Linked DNA regions of Homo sapiens: region 2 is linked to region 1. Evidence: read pairs that join two places in POLR2A ChIA-PET (ENCODE). Cell type or tissue: OCI-LY7. All regions are shown on one strand. Each heading gives the region's core, and the rest is flanking DNA. Links, peaks and the distances in the headings are about the cores only.

Region 1 (16,063 bases), core at 5,995-10,994:
CATTTAGAAGTGGTAAACCAAGTCTGGAGCAAAACACACAAAATGGCCATTATAATTTAATATTTAAAATTTAAAAATCAGTAATAAAGTATTTTCAAAGCAAAAAAGAGAAAGTTATACAAAAGAGAATTAAAGATTTAAACTCCAACCACCGAAGAGCAGAACTAAGTTCAAGAAGTCTGAGAATGGGTTGTGGAGGATTGAAGAACCTCTAAAATTACACTTAAATCATTTGGAAACTTTTATTAGACTTTTGTTTGTCTGTTTGTTTTCCTGAGACGGAGTCTCGCTCTGTCGACCAGGCTGGAGTGCAGTGGCACGATCTCAGCTCACTGCAAGCTCTGCCTCCTGGGTTCATGTCATTCTCCTGCCTCAGCCTCCCGAGTAGCTGGGACTATAGGCGCCTGCCACCATGCCCGGCTAATTTTTTGTATTTTCAGTAGAGATGGGGTTTCACCGTGTTAGCCAGGATGGTCTAGATCTCCTGACCTTGTGATCCACCCGCCTCGGCCTCCTAAAGTGCTGGGATTACAGGCGTGAGCCACTGCGCCCGGCCTTTTATTAGACTTTTTAAACAGGTTTATGAACCCAAAGTATACTGAGAATCACAGCTTACAGAGCCCCTTCCATGGCTGTAACTGAGTAACAATCACTGTTTGGGGATAACAGGCTTCTTTGGAAAGCTATAGGCTCTCCTCCAGAGAAATGCATGTCAAAATCTTTACCTATTAATACAATTTTGGGTGAGTCTACAAACTCCTAAATCCCATTCATGGGCTTCATAGAAGACTAAGGTTTTCTGCTTTTGTTTTCAGTCACTAGTAAGGATTTTAGTCCTCCTCATTCCATAAATTAAAATAAAATACTAGATATTGTATAGACTTTGAGATTCTCAATGGGAAAAAGTATTGGTACGACATTATACTACTGATGTTTGGATAGTCATGATGTTAATGCCATACATTATCTCTTACCCTACACATTTGAGCATGTGAGAAACAAAATTTACAGGGGTAAACAGTTCTGGAAAATTTAAAAGATACAAGTATTAAATCATGTGAAAAGTGGAAAAACGTTTTATTAAAAACAAAATGTAAAAATAATAATGTAAATACTTGTCATTAATTTAAACAAAAATTGTGATATAATCATGTTGAAAGGAATGGTAGTAACAGAGGGTATTAGTTTTAAATCTTCATTTTCCATAACATGAAATCACTAGATGCCTATAATTGATAAATTAAGAAATTACAGGATAAGTTCCAAGTTGTTGGTCGGGACAAAAAAGGGGTAAGGAGGGATGACGCAGAAGACATTTCTCTTTCATTATAAGTTTTGTAGTAACATTTGACTTAACTATGTACATATATTAGCTTGATTAAAAACTTTTTGTTTTTAGGAGAATGGCGTGAACGCAGGAGGTGGAGCTTGCAGTGAGTGGAGATCGAGCCACTGCACTCCAGCCCAGGCGACTGAGCGAGACTCCATCTCAAAAAAAAAAAAAAAAAACCTTTTGTTTTTTTCTGAGACAAAGTTTCTCTCTGTTGCCCAGGCTAGCGTGCAGTTAGTGGCACGATCAGAGTTCACTGCAGTTTCAACCTCCCAGGCTCAAATGATCCTCCTGCCTTAGCCTCCCGAGTAGCTGGGAGTATGGGTACATGCCACCAAGCCCAGCTAATTTTTTTGTATTTTTTGTAGAGGCGGGGTTTCACCATGTAACAGCCCAGGCTGGTCTTGAACTCCTGAGCTTAAGCCATCCACCTGCCTTAGCCTCCCAAAGTGCTGGGATTACAAGCATGACCCACCATGCCCAATCTAAAAACGTTTTTGAAACTCTTCAATATAATAGTATTATGACAACTCTAAGATTATAGATGTATACTCAAACATAGTACAAATACCTCTTTGCCCCCTCCTCTTTCCCAATACTCCTCGTGTGTGTTTGTGTGTGTGTGTGTGTGTGTGTGTGTGTGTGTGTGTGGATATATATATATATATTTTTTTTTTTTTCTTGAGATGGAGTCTTGCTGTGTTGCCCAGGCTGGAGTGCAGTAGCTCAATCTCGGCTCACTGCAACCTCCACCTCCCAGGTTCAAGCAATTCTCTGCCTCAGCCTCCCGAGTAGCTGGGATTACAGGTGCCCACCACCAGGCCCGGCTAATTTTTTATGTGTATTTTTAGTAGAGACAGGGTTTCACCATCTTGGCCAGGCCGGTCTTGAACTCCTGACCTCGTGATCCACCCACCTGGGCCTCCCAAAGTGCTGGGATTACAGGCGTGAGCCACCGCACCCGGGCTCCTCCTATATTCTTGATCTTGATTACCCTTCTTACCATTTAATCAGCCATTCTACTCAGAAACCAGGGAATCATTCTAGACTCTTTCCTCTCTTCTTATGTCCACATTCAATTTGTCCTGCCGTTTCTCCTTTTTAAAACTCAACTGTTCTTCCCAATGGCCCCCAGTCTCCTTTCCACTCTATTCTCTATACCACCCCACACAAATCTGACCATTTCACAATTTTCACATATTCTTTTTAAATAAATCTTTTAAAAATAAGACTAGTCTTGATAAAAAAAAAATTCTAAAATATACTTCCCTGCCTTTAATACACTTTTAAAAGAACATGAGACTAAACATAATATTTTCTTGAAATCAATTATAGCAAAATCAACTTGATTTACTAAGCTGTGGAGAAACACTGCAGATAGCCCCAAATCAAAACTAATGCAAGGGTCAACTAGCCAGGAGTGGTGAACTTTTTGGTTTTGTTTTTAAATATCTATTTTAAAGCAATGTTAGATTTATAGAACATTGCAAAGCTAGTACAGAGTTCCCATATACTCCTCCATCCTTGTTACTAACATTTTACATAGTATGGTACATTTGTTTCAATAAACCAATGTTGAAGCGCTGTTATTAACCAAAGTCCACACCTGAGATTTCCTTAGTTTTATTCAATGTTCTTTCTCTGTTCCAGAATACCCCTTTACATTTAGTTGTCTTTTCTCCTTAGCTCCCTTTGGTTGTGACAGTTTCCCAGACTTTCCTTGTTTTTGATGAGTCTGACAGTTTTGAAGAGTACTAATGGGATATTGTGTAGACTATTCCTCAGTTGGAATTTGTCTGATGCTTTTCTCATGATTACGCTGTGCTATTGGTTCTTAGTAAGAAGGCCACAGAGATAAAGTGTCATTTAATCACATCACACCAAGGGTACATACTATCAACATGCCATATGACTCTAGAAGTTAACCTTGATCATCTGGCTGAAGTAGTGTTCTTCATGTTTCTCCAATGTAAACATTTCCGTATCTCTAAACTATGCTCTTAGGAAGGAAGTGACTATGTACAGCCCACACTTAAGGAGCGGGAAGTTATAGTTCACCTCCTTGAGGGTGCTACATAAATTATTTGAACAGAGACCTACAGCCCTCTCATCTTAATCAAAAATTGCCAACCCCCTCAAAAAAAAATAATAATACAGGGCCTCAAGAAAAGAGGTCATCTTTGGGCCCAGCCTGCAAGGTAAGCTAAGGGAAAGTTAAGCAAAACAGTTTCTGGTCCCATCACTCTCACGTCAACAGCAGTAGTTCAGAGCAGCCTGTCTCCTTTCTTTCCATGAGGCAGGCAATCTTAGGAAGACACACTATAACCACAAGGACAGCAGCAGGCTGTTCCCTGCAGCACTTTAGTTAATTAAGAGGAGACTGTTAAGCTGCAAGCACTGAGGTCCGTAGAGTTACTGGGAAAAAGGTGTTACCAGCTCGAGAATTCAGTAATTTTGTTAAGCCAATAGACTGTCTCACCTGTGGAGCATAGTATATGAGATTTAGAGATATTTTCCCTAATGCTCAATTTGGTTGTTTTCCAAGAGGTTAAGGACATGGATGTTTTAAAGATAAGATCTTACTACCAGTTAAGCAGGCATTTGTGAATAGTGCCAAAGAAGCATTAAGTTCCAGAACAACTAATAGCAGTGCCTACCATAATCCCTGGCACATGATAGTATTCAAACGTTTGCTGAATGATGAACAAATGAGTTATAAAGAAGCAGAGGGGACAAGCAGCTGTCTACACTGGTATGCAGTATTCAAGTGGCACTGGGTCAATTTTTAGGGCCTGCCATGCTTTGCAATCTTTCTTCAGAGGCAGGCAACATTTTCCCAAACCCTACTAGCTAAACTGTGGAGGCCTTACATGTTAGTACTACTTAAGGCAAAACAACATTAGAATAGCACTGTAGCACATATTAGGTGTTCAATAAATGCTTGGTAAATTAATAAACAATCCCTCAAATCGGTAATGTAGATTAGTCAAGAATTCAAAAAGGAATTTATTAAGAAAACTGATCAACTGCCAGTAGTTCTTTTGGGCATGCTAAAAGCAGGTTACTATAAAACTGAACACATTTTGATCAAAAAGGTATACTTTGTATACCTAGTATAGGGAACTCAAAGTTTTGTTGAATGGAAGAAATGAATAAACAAATAATCAAATAATCATCTTTCTGAATATACTGAGGCAAAGATATTGGCAATATATATTTGATGCATGGTTTTGTTCCCAAGAGGAATAATTTCCTAACTCATTTCATTATCACAAATCTGAGGAGCAATGTGGCATAGTGGTGAAGAGCTCCCAGTCTGAAACCAAATTATCTGAGTTCAAATTCTGGCTCTAGCCACAATGGCTAGTGACTTCAGCAGATTACTTAACTTCTGTGCCTCAGTTTCCTCATCTGTAAAATGTGAGAAGAATCACAAATCCTACTTTATAGGGTTGTTATGAAAATTAAATGAGTTAATATTTATAAAGGGCTTAGAAAGAGAACCTGGCACATAACACATTATGTAAGTGTTTGCTTAAAAAATAAGTACTTTCACTGCTACAAAATCATTAACAAAATGGGGTACTTGAGAAAACTGAAAATTAACCTACTTTATACTCTGAGACATGTCATCTTCTCATAATATGAGTAAAATTATTTCAATATCTAGGAAAGCTGTTTAAAATTGCCCAATATCTAAAGAAGTATTCCTTATGCCACTGTTTTAAAACAGACATTCAAAATAATTAAACTGCTATGATATTAAATGCTAAAGACAACAAGAATGTGAAGGACAAACTTCCGTAGGTGAGTAAGCTCAGAAAACTCGTAATAGTTTTTCTTGTTTCTTAAGAGGACATATTTGGATTAAAAAACAAGGTATAGCTGGTTTCTCTTCTGCATTTTTATGTGAGATCTTAAACTATATCTCCACAGGTTTACTGGACTTCATGTTTTAATATTTTTTCTCTTTGATTAAAAAAATTTCAGTATCAAAATCTATTGTGAATATGCTATTAAAATTTAAAACAAAAGTATTTTTACCTCTGAGTCACATACTATGTAATAGAGTTATAGACAGGTTAATGACTATTTCAATCTGTGTAAAGTGTGCAATGATCATGCCTAAAAGTCACTTCAGAAAATTAGAGAAACATGACAATGTAGAAGGGACAGCAAAAACACTACACATTTGAATATAAAGTAGAATTCATAATAAAATGCATCTGAATACTTGTATAATTACTCAAAAGCATACTGGACCCTGTTTTTTACCAAAGCATTATAAAAAAAATTAACTGAAATTGACAGTGAATTGTTTTAAGTAGCACTTCTAAGATTTCATTTACATACTACTTTCTTCTCCCTTGATGATGTCTCTCCACCACCAATATACAGGTCTTACCTACCATTTCTATACATTTTCCATTCAATAAACTTTAAAAGCATGTATATGGCAACAACTAGCTCTAAAGATAACCCTACAAAATCCTTTCAGGCCTTTAGATATGTAACATATCACCATCCATAACATTTTTTATCAATCAAAAAATCAGGTTATAAAATGTATTTTGGCAGCAGAGGGACTTCACTTGTTCCATAACTGTCTAAAGATTGTCTTGCTACTAGCCATGGTAATTTTTTTCCTCTTTCCTTTTTTCTCTGCAGTGCTTCTAAGTATAGTGACAGTGCATCAGGCTTTCCTAGTCTCAGCGCAAGCTCAGTGAAAATCTGGGAAATGTAAGTGGAAACATGAGAGACCGCTTTATTTGGCAGTGCTTACCCCCCCTCAAAAAAAAAAAAGTGGGGGGCAGGACAAATGGCTAAGCAGTGTTTGGACCGCAGGATGAACAATCAATAGGCAGAAAGCAAGATTGAGGCTTCCTCAGCTTTTGGATCGACAATCGACAGCTGAGAGGCTATTTTTTGCTATGGTTGACTAAATATGGTCAGGGAAGAGAGAGGCACAAGAGAGCCTGTTTGCCTGGGAGTGCATGTTTCAAATGCTTAGCTGCCTATAAAGCTGTAACAGTTTAGCCAGTGGTCACTGAGGAAGAATATAAGTTAGCCTCGTAGTGACCATGTGGAAGTCCTGACCTCGCTTGCAGACTTGACCTCTGGATGTGACAAGGTAGCTTCACTACAGCTCTACTATTTAATCCTGGAAACTAAAAACCAAAAAAAAAAAAAAAAAAAATCTAAAAGCAAGAAAGATGCAGACTATTTCCTAAGAAGTCAGAAGAACCCAATGTATTCTGGAGGGCAAAGAAAAACAGGGTGAATGTTTACAGTTATTTGGGGGGAGTAAGGTGTGTTTTGGGTTCTGTTTTTGTTTTTTTTTTTTTTTGTCTTTTTTAGACTATAAAATTAACTTCTGCAACTTTTTCCCCTCTTCTGAAGCATTTCATCTGACAAGCTAGGTTCATTTTCTTGGCCTTTGTAGCAACCTTTTTTGATTGCTTAACTTTCCCTATATAACTGTGCAAGACTGTTATATGACATTCCAAATCAAATGGCCAACACTGATTCAATTTTAGAGTTGTTTTTGTTGGTGGTTTTTGTTTTTGTTTTTGTTTTTGGTAAAGGGAAGAGGGGAGGAGAGGGAAAAGTAAGCTTGTTTTTTGTTTGCTCGTTTGTTTTTCAAATTTATCTTAAAAGGTGAGGTTCTGTGTTCACTGATACATCCCCTTCCTTCACCGGGCTCATGAAAAGAAATGCTGAATCAGCAAATAGAGTGAACGAACAATCAAGATGAGATGGCTGCTGTTGATGTGATTCTCTAGGTTACTACCTTTCTTCCTGCTGCAAATGCTGCATGACACTAAGCTTACAGGTAACAGAGCACCATAAGGCCTGTACTTTTAAGGATGCTTATGACTTTCTGCATGCTTACCTATTATTGACTCAATATATGTTCTCATTGTTAAATTAAATTCTATCTAACCATAGCCTAATTTCACAATTCAAGTTAAGAGCTAATGTAGTGTAAAAAGGAATATTGTTCAGATACTATGGCAGTAACTTTTTATCTTAAAAATGTACAAATACATTATTGTCATTTACATTATTAAAGATTTAGTCATTATTGTTTCAGATTAAGTGATGATTTTGCATCTCTAGTAAGTCACATCCTGCTTCCAAAGTATACTTATTTTCTAAAACTATTAGCTTCTATTTCAAGGTTTAGTCAACCAAGAAACTTGGCAGATCATAAAATACTTTTTAATGCTTACTAATAATTGGCCACAAAAATAAATCAGAACGTGCATGGTGTAATTCTAATGCTGCATTGCTGAAACTGCTGTAGTGCTGGGCTATCTACTGCTACATTCTGATTTGCTCTCTATAAGCTGCACTAGCTTTTTATCACAAGCTGCAGAAATTCTACTATCCCTGCCCTTTTTTTTCCTCCTTTGACAAATCTGAAAATTTCTTGAGGTTTTAAATTAACCTTCTAATACCACAATAACTGAAGGCTACTTACCAACTATAATTTCTTTTCATTCTAAACTATCAAGGTAAATAAAACCCAGGTGCTCACAGACTAAAACCTTTCAGTTCTTTGAAGTGATACTTTCTAAAAGTTGACGATTCTGACAGTTATCCTTTATACTAAAAAGATTAAAGAATCAAAACAACTTAAACTCACCAAAATTAGATATTTCTACATCTATTTGAATTTGTATTCAACTCATATTTGTATTTAACCCAAAGAGAAGCATCAAAGTGCAAACTTCAGGTAAGGAACTAATAAAGAAAAAAGAATGACAAATTTTCAAATGATCACGAGTTCTTATCTGTGACCTTATAAAACACTAACAAAAATTCATAATCTTTAAAAAAGTTCAATTCACCCACACTCATCCTGGTTTTTCTCCTTGTTGTTTCAACTTCTAGAGTCAATATCAGAAATACTTATTGGTTAATTTGTTAGGTTTTGAGTAAGATATCTAGTTTGTAAAAAAAAAATTGAATTTAATTAATTACTATCTACCTGTAGGATCTAGAAGCAGACTACAAAAAAAGAAGAAATTCACTCTGAAGACTGAAGAAACACTAGGCTGATCTTAAGTTTCCGAAATACACTCTGTAACACTACACTGATTCTTTGAATCTCTTGCAAAAAGAATCAAACCAGGACAAAGTTCAACAGATAACTGGTCAAATGCTTAGGAATGTCTATGTCCACCAAGAATATGGAACCATTAATGCCATGCTTCAGGTAAACTTGTTACAAAATTTAGTCTTCGATAAATTAGTCTCTGCAAATGATTTACCATTGCTCTACATTAGTAAGCTGAATGTTTCACTAACAAATAAGAAAATAAAATATTTCATGTTTTTACAGCTAACAACTTAGTAATACCTACTCAGAGTACATACTTCTTTATGTACCCATATGAACATACAATGCTATGGAATGTAAAGAAGTATGTATTTTTGGTAGGCAATAAACCACCAAGGGAGAATTAAACTGAGCTAAAAGAAGCTCTTGCTTCTTTCTACGTGAATGACCGTCATATGGTAAATTAACCTAGTCATGAACAGATGACCTTTGGCAATACTAACACCAAAAAAAAAAGGTTATCTACTACTGATAGATAGAAACTATCCCTAAGGTTTTTATTTCATGAAGGAAAAGAAGATCCAGTGAAGTAGATTTCAATTATCATGAAACTCCTTTTAAATCATCTAAGTTTAAAACAGACATCTTACATTTTTAAATTAGGCACTCTCATTATTAAAATTTGACTGCAAAAGGGAAAATAGTATTACTAGCACAAAAGAATGAGGAATACACATGACCTATTTTCTGTCTCCACAATTTAATCTTAAGTATATCTCATTAGTAGGGCTCACTGATTTGTACAGAAAAATAAGATACTAAGAGCTGGCTTCATTCACATAATAAGCTATTTCTTCTCATTTTGATAAATGTATAATTAATATTAGAGGAATTTCTGACCAAAAGTTTTGTTGTTTTAAAAAGGCTTTCTTTTTTGACAGCTACAAACATAGTGGCCCTTGTCCTTCCTTCTCAAGTTTATCAGGGTCTTAACCCAAATCTCTACTTTAAATGTGAAGTTAAAACTTAAAATTAATTAAAATGTAAGATTTAAGCATGAAAAATGACAAAATTCTGGTCCACAGCTGTAAGTCAGCAGGGTATATTGGTAACAGACTACCAAATATTTAAAAGAAATTAATTTATCTGTATTATCTTCGAATTTGCTTTCTCCAAAGAGGGCATGTAAAATGAAAGCACTATAGTCAAGAACCAATTTATACAGATCGAAGAACTGTTTTTATTGTACTATGCAATTACAATTCAATTTCTCTAAACTTGATCAATCCATTGTTTAGAAATATCAAAATACTTTTATTTCACACAGTTTGTATATTATTTATAAAAAATTCCAAATAATGCTCTTAGCAAAATTTATAAGCAGTACCTGTTTTAAGCTACTAATGACAAAGTTAGAAAATAAGAGTAATATTCACATATTCTAACCATTTCTTACTAAAAGTATTATTTCAACTGAAATATTTACACATGTATAAAAGCATAATATTTTAAATTTTTTGTATCAGAAATTGAATGGAAATGACTAAGTTTAACTATAGTTCATTTTCTGTTTAATAAGACTAGTTAATACAAAGATGATTTTCATTTTATCAGATTATAAAGAATGAGAATGACTTACACATGGCATCATATGTGTTACTGCATGTTTACTGGAAATTATAAAAGGCACATAATTTTAAAATTCTACACTTTCAAAGAAATTAGTTCAAAGCTTAACTCACATAAGCATAGCCCTTCTGATCATCCACAAAACAGAATGGCAATGATTCATGTTCTATTTGGTAAGTTTACCTGTATAGGTCCTAAATACCAAGAACTCAAAATATATACCTCAAAAGTAGAGGTTCTTCTATAAAAATACTCAAAGCTTATTACTCTACTTGTGTTTTATAATAAACAGTTATATTGGTCATTCTATAGGTATACAAGTTGTTTAATAATCCTTCTCAAACATCCTAGCAACTAAGACTCTCTTTGCTATAATATTAAGACTATATAAATAATCCTTAGAAAATAAAATGACAGGCTATTCATTTTTAAAAGTAAAATTATATGCTGATTCTGGTGCTTGCGAGTTTAACTTATCTAAGAGTATTTTCAATCACTCTAAAATGTCACATCTATCACTTAGATCAGCTGTTCATTTTTAACTGAGTACATATTAAACTCTGGGCATCTGCTGACACTGGTATAACTCAAACATTTCAACTGTCTCCCTGACAGGGATAACAGATGCTGACATTATCAAATGCTGTACTATTTTTTTCCCATGGCCTCTCCTTGCCCCGATATGGCCAGTATATGAAACTGAACTGCCATCCAAAAACACACTTGAGCAACTGGATCTGCTAAACAGCTCCCATATAACTAGTAAAAATAGAAGCCAGTATTATTGCTATCTTCAGCACTTAAGTTTAGGCAGTTTAACACCTGTTTCACTTCTACTAGAAAAAATGATGAAAAAGAATTGTAGTTAATTTCACCAGCAGTATGATACTTACCAACCAACAGACGCAGAATATACTTAGTGTAAGAGTCATTTGCATACTGCCTGAATTAGCGTTGACCTCTCAGTTTAAAATAGTAACTGTAAAGAATATTTCTCTACTCTATATTTCTCTGAGAGCACTTAACTTTATAGGCAAATTATAATTTATCAAACTTTTATTTTATGCAAGAAGACACCCCTCTCAAGACATTGAAATCAACAGTAAAACCACATTATAACAAAAATTTACTCTGATTTTTCAAGTATTATCCACACAATAGATTTTAATACTTGTATCCATGGATTGTAACTAACCACCATGTATTACTAAGGCGATAATGAGAAGTAACTTGGCAATCTGTACCCAAAATGACAAAGAACTTAGTCAAGGAAATAGACCTTTAAAAGGGTTAAATTACTAAGCTATGATTAGTAACACCACGTAAGCAAAAACAAAGAAAAACTGGCATGCATGGTAGTTCCTTTCGACACAAGTCCAAGCAATACACTGAATACACATGTGATCTATTTATAAATCAAAGGGCAGAGGTACTTTCTTAAGGCCACTGATATTCCTACACCCATCAACAATTTGCTATTAGCCCTCAACTATAATGCTAAAAGAAGCAGTGGCAGTAGAAGGGGGTGACTAACTGAACTCTTCCCCAACCTTTTAGCTTAACTATTTATCTGGTTTGCTGCCTAGAGATAAATGGAAAACATTACTCTAAAATACATCAAGGTCTATTTGTTCCTTTAAATACTATTGGTTTTGAAATAGCTTATTGTCTACATGTAAGAATTAAGCAAAGACTTCGGCTGTGGACAAGATTAGAAAAAGAAAAAGAAGCAAAGATGTTGAAAACAAAGACGTACATTGATCATTCCTTAATGCAGTAATGTGTTAAAAGGAAAAGATTTTTAAACCATTAAGCGCAGGAAAACAGTAGGAAAGTGACTTCAAAATGGAAAATTTGACATTCAGTGACTGAAGCATTGGTATGATAATTTCTAACACTTGTAGAAGGTCCATGACTGTAATTTTACCAATGAAAAGCATTTAACTGTTTTGGATTCCAAACTAGCAGCACTACAATGCTTTGCTAGAGCTGGTAAAATGGAACCAAATCGCCTCTTCAATGGATTTGGTCCCCTTCAACCAGCTGTAGCTATGCATTGATTACTACGGGACAACCAACGTTTTCATTTGTGAATATCAATTACTTGCCAACTAATTTCAACTTATTTACATTATGCAGACTGTGATTATAATCAAATAACTTGTTACTGTTAATTCTACCTGGAAAAGCTAGAATGGTTAAAGATGTTTATAAAAAGCTTTATGAAAAATGTATGGATGACTTAAGGATTTCAAATAAAAATTTTACTTATTATGGTCTCTTGGTATTAAATTTCTTATCCTTCAGAAAAGAAAAGAACTGGTAATAAAATGTAGGCTATGCTTCATAATAACAACAACAACAAAAACTTCCTTCAAAGGAAGAAAATATCTGGAAAGGTCACCTAAAACCCACCTGAACACATAATGGGATTGTACAGTGTGGTTTACATGGATGTGTGCATATTTAAATTAAAGAAAACTGTAACATTATATAACACTCTAGAAATGTTTAGTCACTATCTTCCATAGTATTGGCCTTTAATTTTACCGCTATTTACCTGAATGTTAGCAGGTAAGGTGAAAAAGATGATAACTGTAGAATATCTTGTGGAGAGGCTTAAAACAGTTATCTAGTTCTTCTGACCCTGAATCAAAGGTTTTTAGTCTTCAAAAAAGAAAGAAAATGCTAAGCATCACTACTTTTACTCATGAAATATTTCACCTCTCCATATTTGTTTTCACAGCTGTAAAATGAAGAACTCTGCTAACAATAAATACTATGACTCTCCTCACTGTCTTCTTTGTCCCTTATAAAAAATATACACACAATATTCTCCTTCAGTGGGGATAAACTGAAGTAAAGAAAAAAAGTGACAATTACTCTAACATCCGTATAATTTTCTTAATGATTGCAATAAAACTATAGATAATTTAATATTATTTAATAGAGACAAACATTTCAGCAATTAATGAAGATTACTGAAGACAAGAGTAGTTTAAAGACCCAGATGTTCACACATTCTCAACTCCTGACCACTCCTCCATTTCAAAATGAACATCATTCTCTAAAAGACTGTGGGCAAAAGGAGACATATATAAATATATATCTTATCACTTCATTCAAGATCTTCTTCCTCCTATTAATTACACCTCAGTCACAGAAAGTACATTTGTGTATTACAAGGAATATGGTGTTTGAGAGTAGATGCATGAGCATACATTAGAGAAAACACACTCTAAGTATCCTATTACCGAATAGACTCAGCTATATTTTGTAGATAGCACTCAGCATGTTTACAGTTGTAAGGAAAGCATTAAACACCAAAATACAGTACAGCTTATCAAATCTTCAAATAGCCAACATAGTCTTGTTTACAGACCATATTTCAGAATTTAAAAAGTAAAAAAAGCATCACAACATTCGAGAAGGAAAACTATGAGTTGCTCACATATTCAGTAAGATTTGTAATATGTGTCTTTGTGGGAATTAGTAAGCAAATAAGAAACGCCTGTGAAATTATCTTAGTACCAACCTAAAAACAACATATATCACATCAGGTGATTCACTCATATTTTACGTTTACTTTTCACATTCAATTTCTATTCAAGAAAAATTCGTAAATACTATATAAACTTTATAATTATATTATTGTTACCTGTACTTCCAAAATACCTATCGATTGTTTTTGCCAGCTCTGCAGAGAATACTGCTGACTAATTTATTTTCATGCCTGTAAGGGAGCTCTAAAAACAGCTAAAAATGCAGCATCTTTACAGAAAGTACCTAAGTAACATGCTGATTATGCTACTCCAAAGAAATTCAGTTTTCACTTTTATCAGCAGAAATAATTTCTACTCTTACTTTAAATCCAAAATTTTACCTATATACTAAGAGATGATAAATATGGCTAAACTCTAGATGAAAACATGCCTATAAATATTAACTATCAGAACAGACAAACAGCATTGTTCTTAGTTAAGATTTCTCAAAAAAAACAAAACTGTATTAAAACATGGTGTAATTTCTACTTAAAATGCTCCAAACTTTATAAAGCACAACCAAAGTACTCAGGGTCTCATAGTGAAAATTTATATTCCCTTCCACAATTCTAAAAGACAACAATAAATGGCTTTGTAACTCTTTTCTCTTAATGTGTTTCAGTTACTATCATACTATGAGAAAACATCAAGATCAGCTTTGAAATCTAGACTCATATTGATCTGCACCTTTGAAATAGAGACTTCAAAGGACAGTCTTCAAAAATATAGGACATCTAGACACTTCATCAGGTTCTGGAAATAACAACGTGCTATATCTGGTTTTCTTTTCTTTTCTTTCTTTTTTTTTTTTTTTAGAGACAGGGTCTTGCTATGTTGCTCAGGCTGTAGTGCAGTGGCACGATCATACCTCACTGCAGTCTCAAACTCCTAGGCTCGAGCAATATTCTCGCCTCAGCCTCCCAAGTAGCTGAGACTAAAAGTCTGTGATGCCACACCCAGCTGATTCTTTTTTTTTTTTTTTTTGATACAGTCTTGATCTGTAACCCAGACTAGAGTGCAGTGGTGCAATCTCAGCTCACTACAACCTCTGCTTCCTGGGTTCAGGTGATTCTCATGTCTCAGCCTCCCGAGTAGCTGGAACTACAGGTGCGCACCACTACACCCAGCTGATTTTTGTATTTTTAGTAGAGACAGCATTTCACAATGTTGGCCAGGCTGGTCTCAAACTCCTAGCCTCAAGTGATCTGCCTGAGTTGGCCTCCCAAAGTGCTGGGATTATAGGCATGAGCCACCACGCCCAGCCTAATTTTTTAATTTTTTAGAGACAGGGTCTTGCTACATTGCCCAGGTTGATCTCAAGCTCCTGGCTTCAAGCAATCCTCCTGCCTCAGCCTCCTAAGTCGCTGGGATTACAAATGTAAATCACCACACCCTGCTGGTTTTCTATAGTATAAAGGCCAAAAAGACTGGTTGTTATTTTTAATTCCGAGTACACTAAAAATGGCACCTTCTGTCTTCTGACATCACTGGACAGTATAGGGGGGGAAAAATCAACCTTAAGAAAAAGAAATTTGATATGAAAAAAAGAATTCAAAACATCCCAATTTGCAATTACAACTGGTAATATAAGCTGTGTCATCTGATACTCTTCAGTGTCCAATTAAAATCACACTCTATCTGGCAATCTATAGTCACAACTACCTAAAAATGTCTTAAGGAAGTAGGAATAAAGAAGGCATGTAGCTTTAACTGAAGCACTACTTTGTTAAAGAATAAAAGCATTTTTTTTTAAATGTCACCTGACACCAAATATCTGGTTGGAAGAGGTGCTGTTTTAAATTTTCAGGGGAACCCTCAAGATTTATGCAAGAATTGAAAAAAATAAAAGTAAATTTTCTCTTCCTTGTATAGGCTTAGCATTATTGAATATACTATGCCTACTCTCAATAAAAATGAAACAACTCAAAATATTTAAAAGATACTTGTTTCCTAAGCACTTCAATTCTCAGTTTATACTAAACTTTATGATTTCATATTCCCTCAATAAATCCTAAATTCTCTCAATAAAATCTTTTTGACCATTGTAATCTGAAGTAATTGCTGTTTGAATTCCTAACACAGTTTCTCTACAGAATTCATTTTGTAATTGATCATATAACATCTTGTGATATTTAACAGTGTGCTCACTGTCAAAGTAAGACTAACATTTATTGAGTGCCTTGTATAGCCAGAGCATATGTAGGATGAACAGATGAATATGAATGCCCACAATGTAAAGAGAAAGACAGAAGTGCACATAGTAATAAACAGCACTAAGCAGAGTATATAGTAAGTATAATAAATAAGAACACAGAGGAAGGGCGCGGTGGCTCACGCCTGTAATCCCAGCACTTTGGGAGGCCGAGACAGGCGGATCACGAGGTCAGGAGATCGAGACCATCCTGGCTAACGTCGTGAAACCCCGTCTCTACTAAAAAATACAAAAAAAATTAGCCGGGCATGGTGGTGGGAGCCTGTAGTCCCAGCTACTCGGGA
Region 2 (16,063 bases), core at 4,287-9,286, 150 kb before region 1:
GCTCTGGCAAAACTATTTAGGTCTAAAGATTTGTGTGTATGTGTGTGTGTGTGTGTGTGTGTGTGTGTGTGTGAATGTCCTTAATAACTATAGAGCTAGTGAAATTATCTATTCCAACTTAGATGAGTTGAGGTTGTGTGTGTGTGTGTGTGTGTGTGTGTGTGTGTGCATTCTGAGATGGAGTCTCGCTCTGTCTCCAGGCTGGAGTGCAGTGGTGTGATCTTGGCTAACTTCAACCTCTGCCTCCTGGATTCAAGCGATTCTCCTGCCTCAGCCTCCCGAGTAGCTGGGACTACAGGCACGCACCACCATGCCCAGCTAATTTCTGTATTTTTAGTAGCGATGGGGTTTCACCATGTTGGCCAGGATGGTCTCAATCTCTTGACCTCGTCATCTGCCCGCCTCGGCCTCCCAAAGTGCTGGGATTACAGGTGTGAGCCACCGCACCCGGCCTGTAGTCTGTGTTTTTTGAGGAATCAGTACATTTTATCTAAGTCATCTCAGATCTAAATTTATGGATGCAGAGTTGTTTGCAGTATTCCCTTATTGTCTTTTTGATGTTTTCAAGACACGTAGTGAAAGCCCCTATTTCACTTCTGATAGTTGTAATTTGTGTCTTTTCTCTTCCTTGCTTTGTCTCTCCTTCTAGAGGTTTGTCAATTTTATTGATCTTTTTAAAAACCAACCATTGCTTCATTGATTTTCTTAATTGTTTTTCTGTTTTCAATTTCACTGATATCTACTTTTATCTTTATTGCTTCCTTCCCTCTGATTGGCATAGGTTTTTTCCCTCTTTTCTAGTGTAAGCTTTTTTTTTTTTGATACAGAGTCTTGCTATGTCACCCAGGCTGGAGTGCAGTGGCACAATCTCGGCTCACTGTGAGCTCCGCCTCCTGGGTTCACGCCATTCTCTTGCCACAGCCTCCCCAGCAACTGGGACAACAGGCACCCGCCACCCTGCCCGGCTACTTTTTTTGTATTTTTAGTAGAGACAGGGTTTCACCGTGTTAGCCAGGATGGTCTCGATCTCCTGACCTCGTGATCCGCCCGCCTTGGCCTCCCAAAGTGCTGGGATTACAGGCGTGAGAAACTGTGCCTGGCTAGTGTAAGCCTTTAATGCTATAAATTTTCCTCTCAGCACTGCCTTAGCTGTATCCCACAAATCTTGGTATATTTTATTTTCATTTTCACTCAGTTCAATATGTTTTTTAATTTCCCTTGACACTTCCAAAAAAAGACTTTCCTCTTTATGTTTAGTTTCCAAGTGTTTGGAGATTCTCCTGTTAACCTTTCTGGTATTGATTCCTAGTTTGATTCCATTGTGGTCATAAACACTCAGTATGATTTCGACTTTCTTTCTTTTAATTTAATTTAATTTTTTTTAGAAATCAGATCTTGCTGTATTGCCCAGACAGGAGTGTAGTGGCTATTCACAGGTGTGATCATAGCGTACTACAGCCTCACATTACTGTGGCCTCAAGCGATCCTCCCAAGTAGCTGGGACTACAGGTGCATGCCACCACGCCCTCAGTATAATTTCAATTCTTTTAATCATATCTTTATATGTATCTTTACATATATCATTAATGCATCTTTTTTTTTTTTTGAGACAGAGTCTCACTCTGTTGTCCAGGCTGTAGTGCAGTGGCGTGATCTTGGCTCACTGCAACGTCCGCCTCCCTGGTTCAAGCGATTCTCCTGCCTCAGCCTCCCAAGTAGCTGGGACTACAGCACGTGCCACCATGCCTGGCTAATTTTTTGGATTTTTAGTAGAGACAGGGTTTCACTGTGTTAGCCAGGATGGTCTCAATCTCCTGACCTTGTGATCCGCCTGCCTCGGCCTCCCGAAGTGCTGGGATTACAGGCATGAGCCACTGCACCCGGCCCATTAATGCATCTTTACACATATCTTTAAATGCATCTTTAATGTATTATATATTTTGTAAATTGGGTTTATTTTAATGTGGCCTACCAGTATCCCCAAGGGCTTGTTTGCGAGTACTTCCAGCTTCTGGCTTATCTGAAGACATTAGCTCCTTTAGACCTTTTATTAAATTGGGCTATTTTCCATAGCAAGCAACTGAGTTTTAGATTAAAAAGTCTTTTTCATCTGCAATAATGAAATTTTAAATGCCATCAGCTCTTTTTTTTTTTTTTTTCAAACGGAGTCTCACTCTGTTGCCCAGGCTGGAGTGCAGTGGCATGATCTCGGCTCACTGCAACCTCCACCTCCCAGGTTCAAGCAATTCTCCTGCCTCAACCTCCCAAGTAGCTGGGACTATAGGTGCGCACCACCACGCCCAGCTAATTTTTGTATTTTCAATAGAGACGGGGTTTCACCATGTTGGCCAGGATGGTCTCAATCTCTTGGCCTTGTGATCCGCCCACCTCGGCCTCCCATAGTGCTGCGATTACAGGCGTGAGACACCGCGCCCGGCCCAGCTCTTCTTTTGATGTTGCATCTTTTTTCTGCTCCACACTGTCCTCAAATGAGAGAGAATTGGGAGATGGCTAAGCCAAGGGTCCACGGGGGAGGACAATCTTCACTTTGCTAAAAGTCAACTAAGGAAGCTATAAAACATACCCCTGCTTTCCCCTCTCTATCAATCTTAGAGAGCCAAGCACAAGAAAAAAGCAAGATTAAGATCACTCTCTAAAAAAGCCCCTAGCTGGTAAGGAATGTAAACCTGGCAAAATATTTTCCAGGAAAATCTGTAACATCCAGAAGAGGGAGAGGGACAGGGAAAGTTTTCCATTTCTTCAATTGTCTTTTCCAATGCTTACTGCAGCCAGCTCCCCACAGTGATCTATTACCTCACTCTAGGCCTTGGAAGACCCTTGCTTCATTCTGCAGCCCAGGTGAGCTGGCCCCACACATCTTGCAATCTATATTTCCAAAATAACTTGTTCATCAACTCCTGTAAAAAATACAAGCCTGCACCCATACCTTTTACTGGATTCCTGGGAGCAGAGGGGATACCAATCCACTTCCAGAGGCTCTGATGAGTAGGCCAGGGATGTTTTCCCAGCGGAGACCCAACCCTCTGGCCCCTCCTGCTTTTCTCCCCAGCATAAACACAAAGCAGAGACCAAGCTCCCAGCAGGATGACCTATAAGTGACCCTTGGACTGACCTAACACTCTGGTCACTCTCACCGACAGATTTGTTTATCTTGGAACCTTGGAGGCTCTGCACCCAAAAGCTTTGGCCCTAGACTCTAAGTCCGCCCCCAGCAAACTGTCAGTCACAGCTTAAGTGCATGTTGGGCAGTTGCGTGATAGCCTGAGTTTATTTACCAGAACCTGATGTTTATGCTGTCCAGCAATGAGTAGGGGCCATCAGCTGCTGAATTTAGTAAGCGAGGAGCCAACTAGACGTCTCCAGTGGACATCAGCCTTCATGTCCACAAAATTATCCGGGGACCCCAATAGTGTGCCTCTCTTCCTCCACCCTCAGAAATTAGAGGTCCCCTGGAGATCCAAATTTGGCATCTCCATCCAAAGGAGGGATCTGTGTTCAGGCCATTTTCCTGAGAGCTTTTTTGTTAGTTAGTTTGTTTGTTTGTTTGTTTGTTTTTTGAGACGGAGTCTCACTCTGTCGCCCAGGCTGGAGTGCAGTGGTGTGATCTCGGCTCACTGCAACCTCTGCCTCCCGGGTTCAAGCAATTCTCCTGCCTCAGCCTCCCAAGGAGCTGGGATTACAGGCACGCGCCACCACACCCGGCTAACCAAGAGCTTATTTTTATGAAACTTATGTGGCACAGCTATATCTAAGGCGAGAAAGAAGCTTTAGCTTCTAACCCTTAGTGCATGATGAAAAGCAGCTTGTCTGAAAGTACCATGGGCGTTGTTTACAAATGAGAGTGACATCTTGATATTTACCTAAAGAGAGACAGATGCTTCCTAAGTTGTGGCACTGGAGGGAGTGATGATCAACAAATTCAGAGCAAAATGGAAATCAAATTTTTACCTTTTTTTTTCCTCTTTGCCCAGGCTGGAATTCTGTGGCACAGTCATAGCTTACTGCAGCCTCAAACCCCTGGGCTCAAGGAATCCTCCTGCCTCAGCCTCCTGAAAAGGTAGGACTACAGCCATGTGCCACTAATCCTGGATAATTTTTTGTAGAAACAAGGTCTCACTATATTGTCCAGTCTGGTCTCGAACTTCTGGCCTCAAGTGATCCTCCCACCTCAGCCTCCCAAAGTGTTTGGATTATAAGTGTGAGCCACCACATGCAGCCTGAATTTTTTTTTTTTTTTTTTGAAAAATACAGTCACTTAAGGAACCCCAATTGTACTCCTATTCACATTTCATTGGTAATCCCAAGGGGATTATGGCTGTTTGGAAGATTGAATTCATTCTTACTTAGACCCTCCCTACATAATGTCTTTAAGAATGCCTTTTTCAAATGGCTAAGTAAGGTAAACATGAACTTCTAAATAAATGAGGCCAAACCAAGAAAGATGACAAGGTTGATTACAGAGGTGGGCTTTTTTTCCTCCTCTTAGCAGAAGATTTTAAATAGATCTGAACCTTCAAGGAATGCTTTTATTTGGTAGACAAGATGAGGAGAATGAGAACTACCCCTTCAGAGGGCAGTGCAGAAAGGGGACTCTCCCCTTCTCTTTATCCCATTAAAGTCCTGCTGGTCAGTGACTCACAAGGCCCCTCTATTATCAGCCTTGGCTTAAATAAACCTTCTGCCCCTGCACCCACCCGCCTCCCTCAAAGCTGCAGGCTCCATCCATCAATGTCACCTTTGCAGAGTGGCTGCCATGACAGTTCATGATCATTAACCAGCCCTGGTGTGCTTTGTGTTAAAAGTTAAGACACATCAAACGCAGCAACTCCGCAGTTCCTTAAAGTTACAGGAGACAGGGATGCACTAGGGCTGGGGCCCCCCAAACTTGACGCACAGCTTTGACAAAAGGTGAAAGATGAGCCCGGGGTTTAAAAATGCCTCAGTATCCCTCCCTGCCCCCAACTTCACTCTCAGGGGCAGAAACCAGGAGGAAAACAGACACTGAGAATTGGGCTAAAGAGCAGTGATAAAAGAATGTGAGCCACGGACACAGCGGCCCTGCTCCGGAACCCCCAGCTGCCCTGTGACATGGCCCCTCCTGTGCCGGTGACCCCCCACCCCACCCGGAGCAGACAGGCTGCTCCACGGAGAGAACCTCACAGAGAACATGCCCCTTTCTCCTGCACCCTCATCTCCTGGGCCTTCTCCCTCCCGGGCTCAAATCTCTGTAAGAAATGGAGGTTGGGCAGTTTCTCTTTCCACTTCACAAAGGTTTAGAACATCTAAGTAAGAGAGCGCGTGAAAGGTGTTGTTTGTGCCTTTGGGTGCCCCTGCTTACATTTCGTGATTTCCCTTGGGGCCACTGTTTAACGAAGACATTTGCTTTTCTTATCATGGCTTTTCTGTGGCAAGGCCCAGCTTGGGGAAATGACCTTGAGAGGAAGTTGGAAGAGGGAAAGAGGGAGCTGGCTCTGCCCACCAGTATGTAAAAATTAAATAACAAAAAGAAAACCAGCAGCCCACAACCGCCCTCCCTGCCACCCAAGCAATTCTCCTATCCCTCTATGCATTCACATGACACATACTCCACCCCTCCCATGGGCCGGGCATTGAGTTAGGACCCAGGGTATAAAGAATCAAAAATGGGTTATAACTCTTTAGGAGCTTAAATTCTATGAAGGTAGACAAAATATCTACCATAGAAATAGGCATTGAGGAACCAGAAAAAGGAGGAGGGGATCTGTTCTGATGCGATGTGTGGAGAAGGCTTTGGGGATGTGGCCAGTTGGCCAAATCTCGAGGTAGGAGCAAGACTTCAACAGAGAAGGAGGAGGATGTGTAACAGCATGAGCAAAGGGAGAAAATTTATGACAGCTAGCATTCATTAAGTGTGCACTGAAATTCAGGCAGTACACCTAGCGTGTTGCACACCTGCTCTGTAGCCACCAGCCACAGTGCTCATGAGCACTTGAAATGAGGCTGGCCCGAATTGAGATGTGCTATTATGAATAATGCACACCAATGGTTTCAATGATTTAGTATGAAAAAAATGTAAACTATCTCAGTAATAATTTTATATTGATTACATGTTAAAATGATAGTATACTGGATGCATTCGATTAAATAAAATATATTAGTCAAATTAATTTCATCTGGGGCCACGCTCGGTGGCTCACACCTGGTATTACAGGTGTGATGCCAGGATGCCGAGGCAGAAGGATCGCTTGAGCCCAGGAATTGGAGACCAGCCTGGGCAACATGGTGAAACCCCGTCTTTACAAAAAATACAAAAATTAGCCCGGCATGGCGGTTCACATCTGTAGTCCCAGCTAATTGGGAAGCTGAGGTGGGAGGATGGGTTCAGCTAGGGAGGTCAAGGCTGCAGTGAGCCATGATCACGCCACTGCATTCCAGCCTGAGCAATAGGGCAAGACCCTGTCTCAAAAAAAAAAAAAAAAAAAAAAAAAAAGGCTGGGTGCAGTGGCTCATGCCTGTAATCCCAGCACTTTGGGAGGCCAAGGCGGGCAGATCACGAGGCAAGAGATCGAGACCATCCTGGCCAACATGGTGAAACCCCATCTCTACTAAAAATACAAAGATTAGCTGGGCATGGTGGCGCGTCCCTGTAGTCCCAGCTACTCAGGAGGCTGAGGCAGGAGACTCGCTTGAACCTGGGAGGCAGAGGTTGCAGTGAACCAAGATCACGCCACTGCACTCCAGCCTGGTGACAGAGCGAGACCCTGTCTCAAAAAAAAGAAAAAAGGGTGCAGGACACCAACATGGCACATGTATACATATGTAACAAACCTGCACATTGTGCACATGCACCCTACAACTTAAAGTATAATTTAAAAAAAAAATCAACCATTTAAGGGAGTAGAGTGACATGTAAGGATCCCTTCACACCTGGCCACAATCCCCACAATTCTTCCTCATCACCATTTTATTGTATTCTCTGACAGGTTCCCAAGGCATCACAAACATAAATATATATAAAATCTCCCTTCTTGTACAAATACTGTGGCCTCTTTTTCAACTGTTTTATCTATGGACTAATAAGATTTTGCTGAAGAAGAGGTTTCTCTGCTTTAGAAAGTTTTAAAGCTACTTACTCTGTCGTCTCTGAGGTCCCTTTGAGTTCTGAAATCCTTGGATTTTGAAGTGTAATTTTATTGTTTGGTTCTGCTTTTCCACCATATTGTTGGTCATCGGTTTGATTTATTGGATGTGAAATTCTCAGCCAAGAACAAGGCCCTTTATTACAACATTGCTCCTATGGGAAAATATGATTTACTTTACAATAGGTCGCTTTATGACATAGAGTAGCTCCCTCCAACATAAAATGTTGAACTGCATGGTATTTTTGCCATATGTATTTAAGAATCCGATGGAAATGGAAACAAAATTATCCTTCTTTTACTTCAAAGAAGAATAAAGCTTCCTGCTGCTTTAACTGCATAATGGCTTTTGCATTATCCTGTGTATTTGTATGTTTCAAATCTCAGCCCCCAGCCTTTTAGTAGTTCACTGGCTTTAGTTACGTTCATTATTTAACCTCCGTCTATCTTATTTTCCTTGTATGGATCACAGGGAGAATCTTCTCCACCTCACAGGATTAGGAGGAATAAATGAAATAATGTAAAGGTGCTTAGCTTAGCTCCCTAAATATAAAAAATAATACATGTAATTTATTATTATTGTTATTGTACTTATATTTATTGACCTCTGTTATGTGCATAATATATAAAGATGGGTAATTTTTTTTTTTTGAGACAGGGTCTCACTCTGTTGCCCAGGCTGGAATGCAGTGGTGCAATCACCACTCACTGCAGCCTTGACCTCCCAGGCTCAAGCCATCCTCCTGCCTCAGCCTCTCAAGTAGCTGGGACCACAGGCACACACTGCCACACCTGGCTAATATTTTAATTTGTTGAAGGGACAGGGTCTCACTATGTTGCCCAGGCTGGGTTTGAACTCCTGGCTTCAAGCGATTCTCCCACATTGGCCTCCCAAAGTGCTAGGATTACAAGCATAAGCCACCATGCCCAGCCAAAGTGGATAAATTTTATTGCCAATCTCATAGGACTTTTTGTGGATTAAGTTAAATAACAGCCATTAAGCCTTTCTGGTACCAGAAGTATAGTAATCATTCAGTATTATAGTACAGTTAATCCTTGGAAAAACATGGGATTAGGAGTGCCAAATCCCTCCTCAGTCAAAAATCTGAGTATAACTTTGACTCTCCCCCTAACTAACTACTAACAGCCTACTCTTGATCAAAAGCATTACCAATAACATAAACAGTCAATGAGGCCTGGTGCAGTGGCTCACGCCTGTAACCAAAGCACTTTGGGAGGCCGAGAAGGGTGGATCACTTCAAGTCCAGAATTTGAGACCAGCCTGGCCAATATGGTGAAACCCTGTCTCTACTAAACATTCAAAAATTAGCCCAGTGTGGTGGCACATGCCTGTAATCCCAGCTACTTGGGAGGCTGAGGCAGGAGAATCACTTGAACCTGGGAGGCAGAGGCTGCAGTGAGCCAAGATTGTGCCACTGCACTCCAGCCTGGGCGACAGAGCAAAACTCTGCCTCAAAAACTCTGCCCAAAAAAAAAAAAGTCAATGAACACATATTTTGTATGTTATATATATTATATACTATGTTCTTACAATAACGTTAGTTAGAGAAAAGCAAATGTTATTGAGAAAAATCATAAGGAATAGAAAATATATTTACTATTCACTAAGTGGAAGTGGATCATCATAAATGTCTTCATCCTTATCGTGTTCACGTTGAGTAAGCTGAGGAGGAGAAGGAGGAGTTGGTCTTGCTGTCTCAGGGGTGGAGAGGAAGAAAAAAATCCACAAATAAGTGGACCCCCAAAGTTCAAACCTTCGTTATTCGAGGCTGAACTGTATATGCTTGTAACTTACATCTTATAAACTAAAACCTTTAAACTAAAATAGCATGATATATACAGTTGTATACTTAATGCAAAAACTAATCAGATCATCAAGCTGACATTCTTTTTTTCTCCTAAGATGGAGTCTCTCTGTATCTCCCAGGCTGGAGTGCAGTGGCCCAATCTCAGCTCACTGTAACTTCCACCTCCCAGGTTCAAGTAATTCTCCCTGCTTCAGCCTCCCAGGTAGCTGGGATTACAGGTGCCTGCCACCATGCCTGGCTAATTTTTGTATTTTTTAGTAGAGATGGGGTTTCACCGTGTTGGCCAGGCTGGTCTGGAACTCCTGACCTCAGGTGATCTACCAGCCTCGGCCTCCCAAAGTGCTGGGATTACAGGCCTGAGCCATCGTGCCTGGCCATCAAGCTAACATTCTTAATGCTATCCTAAATTGGTGCTACTCTAAGGGATTATTCCCTCATCACATTTGGCTTTTACACTCACAAATGAAAGGTGACATTTAATACCAAAGAATACTCACTGCTCTTCCATGTCACTCAAAGTCCTCATGCATGCCATCTCCTTAATTCAAATCCTTATCATACTCGACCAGAACAATTCTAGATACCATTTTATAGCTAAAGAAACTAAAGGTCTGAGTCAGCTAGGGATAGAATTTGGGTCTTCTTCTTTTTTTCTGAGGCAGAGTCTTGCTGTGTTGCCCAGGATGGAGTGCAGTGGCGCGATCTCGGCTCACTGCAACCTCCGCCCCCCCGGGTTTAAGTGATTCTCGTGCCTCAGCCTCCCGAGTAGCTAGGATTACAGGCGTGAGCCACCGTGTCCAGCTAATTTTTGTATTTTTACCAGAGATGGGGTTTCACCATGTTGGCCAGGCTGGTCTCAAACTCCCGACCTCAGGTGATCTACCAGCCTCGGCCTCCCAAAGTGCTGGGATTACAGGTGTGACCCACTGCACCCAGCCACAATTTGAGTTTTCTTTGACAAGACCCTAACCTCACACCATCTTCACCACAGGCCTCTAGGCTTAGAAAAGTGGTTCTCATACCCCGGCTCTGGTTTGTAATTGAATTCTAAAAGAGCCCACTTGTGGCTCACGTCCTCCAGGACAAAAGGACTCAGAACCTCATGAAGGTTCATATGAACTCAGTTAAGTGAGGACACTGGATAGCAGTTTGACCCAAAGTCTAGTGAAAATATTCCCCTGGTGGGAGAGAGGAAGGGGAGCCAGGGTTGAAAAACTAACTGTCGGGTACTGTGCTAAGTACCTGGGTGATGGGATCATTCATACCCCAAAGCTCAGCATCACACAATATACCCAGGTAACAAACCTGCACATGTATCCGCTGAACCTAAAATAAAAGTCAAATAAATAAATTACCTATTCCGGGTTGGCATAGTGGCTCATGCCTGTAATTCCAGCACTTTGAGAGGCCAAGACAGGAGGATTACTTGAGCCCAGAAGTTTGAGACCAGCCTGAGCAAGAGAGCAAGACCCCTGTATCTATTTATTGGTATCATAAAAAAATTTTTGGCCAGGTGCATGTGGTGGCTCACGCCTGTAATCCCAGCACTTTGGGAGGCCAAAGTGGGCGATTGCTTGAGTTCAGGAGTTTGAGACCAGCCTGGGCAACGTGGCGAGACCCCATCTCTACTAAAAAAAAAAAAAATAGCCTGATGTGGTGGCGTGTGCCTATGGTCCCAGCTACTTGGGAGGCTGAGGTGGGAGGATCACTTGAGTCGGGGGGTGGAGGTTGCAGTGAGCCAAGATCATGCCACTGCACTCCAGCCTGGGAGACAGAGCAAGACACTGTCTAAAAAAAATAATAATAATGATTTTAAAAAATTAATAAAAATAAATTTTAAAAATTCTCGGCTGGGCGCAGTGGCTCATGCCTGTAATCCCAGCACTTTGGGAGGCCGAGGCAGGCAGATCAATTGAGGTCTGGAGTTTGAGACCAGCCTGGGCAACATGGTGAAACCCCATCTCTAGTAAAAATACAAAAATTAGCCAGGTGTGGTGGCAACACACCTGTAATCCCAGGTACTCAGGAGGCTGAGGCAGGAGAATCGCTTGAACCTGGGAGGCAGAGGTTGTGGTGAGCCGCGATTGCACCATTGTACTCCAGCTGGGTGACAGAGCAAGACTCCATCTCAAAAAAAAAAAAATTCTCCTAAAAATAGACTTAACTGCATGCTAAGCATGCTAGATGGACCTTGATGAAACTGATAAAAGGAAGAGCAAAAGGTAAAGATTTTCTTTTCTTTTCTGCCACATACTGCAGACACGGCAGAACAAATGAATGTGAGCTTTAGGTGGAAAGTTGTAGTCACCTTGAAACCAAACCTTGGGATTTCTGAATCCAAAAGAAGAGATGTCAGGTTTCTGAATGAGTGACAACAGGCTTTTGTTGATCTTGTAACATGTTTTGGCACTTCCCCAGTCCCGTTATTTATGGGGTTGTACTTTCAAGTTTGGATTTATATAGATGTTTGCCGCTTTCATCCTAAATGGAGTTTTCACCAATCCTAAGCACATCCCCCTCAGGCAAACCCCCCTCACCACTTCCTAGCAACCCAGGCACTGCCAGGCCAGGCCGACCCATTCACTGACTGCAAGGGAAAAGCGACAGGCAGAGAGGACACGGTGGCCCTGTCAGTGCCAAGGGGAAGAACAACTTGGTTGCTGCCCATCAGCAACCAGGACACAGAGGGCAGAGGTTAAGGGTGAGGAGGTGAGTGCTGCGTCTCCCTGGTCCCCAGTCCTAGAACCACTCCAACTCCCAGGCCAGCTCAGGGAAAACAAAAGAAACCATAAAAACACGGCTTCCTAACATAGCTGCTATGGCGTGTTGGTGGTGGGTCTGGCAATAGGTAGAACCATTTTGGAGGCAATTTGGCAGTGGCCACCAAAATGTAAATATGTATTTCTTTTGACTCAGCAATTCTGCTTCTAGAAATTCACTCTACTGGCATGCTCACCCAAGTGAGAAAGAATACTCCTTGCAGCAATTTTATTTACTGTAGCATCTGTTTGTGAAATTAAAAACTAGAAACAATCTAAATGCTCATAAATAAAAGAGTCGTTACATAAATAATGGGGCAGCTCAATCTATGCCATTGTTAAAAGGCGCAGTGGCTCATGCCTATAATTCTAGCACTTTGGGAGGCTGAAGGTAAGAGGATCACTTGAGCCCAGGGATTCAAGACCAGTCTGGACAACATGGCGAGACCCCCATCTCTATATTAAAATAAATCTCTATGTAGAGGCATGAAGAGATCATTGAGATTGTTCTGAAAATACACATTCATGACTAATGAATCATACTCTACCACCCTGCAGTAACACTGTATGCTTTTTTAGAGAAGGCAGGGGAACTGAAGCAAAAAGAAATGAATCTGGAAGAGTGGCATTTGCAGATATCCTCAGGTGGACAAGGGAGGCTTTAGTGGGGATAAGAGGCTCCCCTATGATGCAGAAACCACAAGGTGGAAGGAGCTGCTGTTCTGCTGACTGCTAACTCGGCTTCTTTGGTTTGTTTTTGGGAGACAGGGAAGAGGGACAAGGGACTCTCAGGAACATAGTGTCAGATTGTGATTGAATCATCATCCTGGCTCATCATCATCCTGGACTCTATTCGTTGACTTTTTTTGAGACAGGGTCTCCCTCTGTCACCCAGGCTGGAGTGCAGTGGCATGATCACGGTTCACTACAACCTCCACCCACTGGGCTCAAGCAATCCTTCCACCTCAGCCTCCCAAGTAGCTGGGACCACAAGCGGCCACCACCACACCTGGGTTTTCTGTTGTTGTTGTTGTTGTTGTTGTTGTTGTTTAGTAGAGACAGGGTCTCGCCACATTGCTCAGGCTGGTCTCAAACCCCTGAGCTCAAGCAGTCTGCCCGCCTCAGCCTCCCAAAAAGTGCTGGGACTATAGGTGTGAGCCACCACACCCGGCCATCTTCATTGACTTCTGCACCTGCTGTTATTTAGTTACTTCTTTTTAATAATGCAATAAGCACCCTCAAACTCACCACCCAAAATAAAAGCAAGGAACTGGGCAATGGCCCTCATCAAACCATGTGGCCCCATCCTAGCCTCCTTCATAGCTGCTTGAATCTCCTGTTCATCCTGCCCTGGCTTTCCTTTGTAAATAGTTGTATTGAGTCTATATGTATATTTTAAAGAATACAGTTATTGACATTGTTTTTAATTATAAAAAGGGGTACCATGCTGTCACTAATCTTCTGGGACTTTTAACATATGCAAAGATTCATTCTCATTGTTATATATTGCTTAGTCCATACATTTCAATTGCTACATAATACTTATTTATACATTCTCCTGATGTCTCCAGTGTTTCGCTATTGTGAACAGTACTGTTTGATCATTTTTGTACTTATCCCTTTTATTGTTATTGTTGCTGTTGTTATTGTTATGGTGCAGAAATCACTCTTTCGTGTATCCCATAGAGTGGAACTGTTCAGTCATAAGGTATGTAAATATGCCACTTTAGGAACTAAGACCAATCAACTTTTCAACGTGGTTATACCAAATTATACTCCCACTAGCATGTGTAAGATGATCCTCTCCAACATTTAGTATTGTCAGACATTTTGTTTTTTTGCCAATCAAAGGATGCAAAATGGTATGCCAACAGCTGCCTTGATTTTTATTTTGCGGACTACTGATAACTCTGGGTGTCTCTTTAAATGTATCGTATTCGCGTATATTTTCTTTTCTACGACATACCTACTCATGTCTTTTTCTTCTCTTGTTTTTGGCTAAACAAGTCTTGCTGGTACCTGAAATGAAAGTTCCAGGGGAAACCATTTATTTTTTGTTTTTTGGATTTTTTTTAGAGACAGAGTCTTGCTGCATTGTCCAGGTTAGAGTGCTGTGGCTATTCACAGGCACAGTCATAGCATGCTACAGCCCAGAACTCCTGAGTTTAAGTGATTCTCCTGCCTCCCGAGTCACTGGGACTGCAGGTGCACCACTGCACTTGGCTGAGGGGGAAACTATTTTTTTCTTTTACTTGCCATTATATAAATGAGGAGGGAGACATTTTAAAATGCAATCCATTTCCACCTATCAAAGGAACAGACAAAATTCTAAGAGGCTGGTTTGGAGAGAGAGAGTTCAGCAAAGGTCGAGCATGAAATCCTAAGCAGTCAGAGACTCGAGGAGGCAGGTGGGGCCAGCGGGGAGGCTGGAAGGTTAGACCAGCTGTGTCCAATTCCTCCCCTTTCCTGCCCGCTCCCTATGGCAGCAGCACATCCCTGGGGTCCTGTGTCAGGGGCTTCCCTGCACTTCCCACAGCACCCTGCCAGGAGCCCTCAGCACCTAAATGTTTGGTGTTGCTTCTGGTGAGAGCAGAACAGCGAGTTCAGATTCCTACCCAACTCATTTGGCAACTGAAGTGATAACTGTAGCTCCAGTTATTAGGAAACATTGAATTTCCAGAAGTTTCTGAATAGTGAGGGAAGAACAACAACTACAGGCACAAATTTTCCAATGCATACATACATACATAGGAAACTGCAGGCCCCATTCTTTTTTTTTTTTTTTTTTTTAAGAATCTCACGCTGTTGCCCAGGCTGGAGTGCAGTGGCGCAATCTGGGTTCACTACAACCTCCGCCTCCCGGGTTCAAGCAATTCTCCTGTCTCAGCCTCTCAGGAGGCTGAGAGGCGCCCACCACCACGCTCAGCTAATTTTTGTATTTTTACACAGGCGCCCACCACCTGTGTATATTTACACAGGCGCCCATCACCACACTCAGCTAACTTTTGTATTTTTAGTAAAGATGGGGTTTCACCATATTGGCCAGGCTGGTCTCAAACTCCTGAACTCAGGTGATCCACCCGCCTCGGCCTCCCAAAGTGCTGGGATTACAGGCGTGAGCCACCATGCCCGCCTCAGGCCCCATTCTTTTAAGGAAATATATTGATATTCAAGAGGAGAAGGCCAGGCACAGTGGTTTATGCCTGAAATCCCAATACTTTGGGAGGCTGAGGCAGGAGGAGTGCTTGAGCCCAAGAGTTTGAGACCAGCCTGGGCAACATAGTGAGACCCTGCCTCTATTATAAAAAAAAATTTTTTTTAAAGAATTTCATTCCTTTTTAAGGCTAAGACTCCATTGTATGTACATTCCACGTCTTGTTTCTCCATTCATCTACCGATAGACATTTGTGTGGTTTCCATCTTTTGGCCGCTGTGAATAACGCTGCTGTGAACAACGCTGCTGTGAACATGGGTGTACAAGTATCGGTCTAGTGGTGTTTTCAAACACTTAAAATTATGTGTTCCTGCAGTGTACAAACTGCCTTGAGCCTATGTGACAAGCTAGTAAAAACTGACCCCCCAAGGCTAGGTCATGCCATCACAGTGGGATCAGTTTTAAGCTAGGACGCAGGGACCATGCACTGTCCAGGTTCTGCACAGTCTGCACAGTGCTCAGCTCCCAGGACACACCCAATCCACATGGCGTGCTGGGACGCAGAGGCAATACGGATCATGTGGGGCCTGCCAAGGCTAGACCTCACAAAGAACTCCAGGGCCAGTGAGGTCCGGGTTATCAATGCTTGCCATGGCCCTGCCTTATCAGAGGGCTATTTCACTCTCATTTTGATTAGCCAAGTACTTTATAATCATTTACTAATAGGTCTTTTCCATCATCAATAACCATCACCTGGTATGTGGAAATGAAGTATTTGGACAGGGAGGGAGCCAATTTTATATGCAAATATGAATGCAACCATAGAGGCCAAACCTACTTTGCTCTTGGGAAATAGTGGTTCCATTTAGCTAAGGGTAAAAATTAAATGTGCTGTTCTACATGAGAAGCCATAGTGCTGAGGCTGGCATGTAGCCCACTGCACCTGAACATGGTGTTAAGAACCTGCCATCCAAAAGGTTGGCATTAAGACCGTGGGCCTGCACGGGCTCCACCCCACATCCTCCTCGACTCTCCTTTGAGCTTAGAGCTTGTAGCAATAAGAAGGACAGTGGGGTAAGGAGCATGACCTGTAACAACTGATCTCAAAAAGGTAGGCCCAGGTGAGATATATATATATATATATATAAAACCACTGAGCACTGAGCAGCCTGCCTCAATTAC

Evidence for each region. ChIA-PET counts read pairs that join two places held together with the same protein. Peaks named below come from ENCODE experiments on the same cell type or tissue, not always from the same donor. Only the 100,000 strongest peaks of a DNase experiment are listed, where the experiment ranks them.
Region 2: POLR2A ChIA-PET joins it to region 1 with 10 read pairs; 2 of 35 experiments call an interaction of 5 or more read pairs at or near these places.

Annotation. Positions count from the first base shown.
Region 1 is chr18:21,821,720-21,837,782 of GRCh38, reverse strand. The region is part of intron 12 of MIB1 (MIB E3 ubiquitin protein ligase 1); the gene reads right to left. It overlaps MIR133A1HG (MIR133A1 host gene), which reads left to right and starts at 6,377. Exons shown (of 3, transcript NR_110369.1): 1 at 6,377-6,461; 2 at 6,989-7,163; 3 at 8,331-12,304. MIR1-2 (microRNA 1-2) reads left to right here and starts at 8,695; the gene lies at 8,695-8,779. It overlaps MIR133A1 (microRNA 133a-1), which reads left to right and starts at 11,998; the gene lies at 11,998-12,085. In OCI-LY7, for the core only: no CTCF peak of the experiment used is centred there; no DNase peak of the experiment used is centred there.
Region 2 is chr18:21,968,044-21,984,106 of GRCh38, reverse strand. LINC01900 (long intergenic non-protein coding RNA 1900) reads right to left here and starts at 3,013. Exons shown (of 3, transcript XR_001753529.2): 1 at 2,948-3,013. In OCI-LY7, for the core only: no CTCF peak of the experiment used is centred there; no DNase peak of the experiment used is centred there.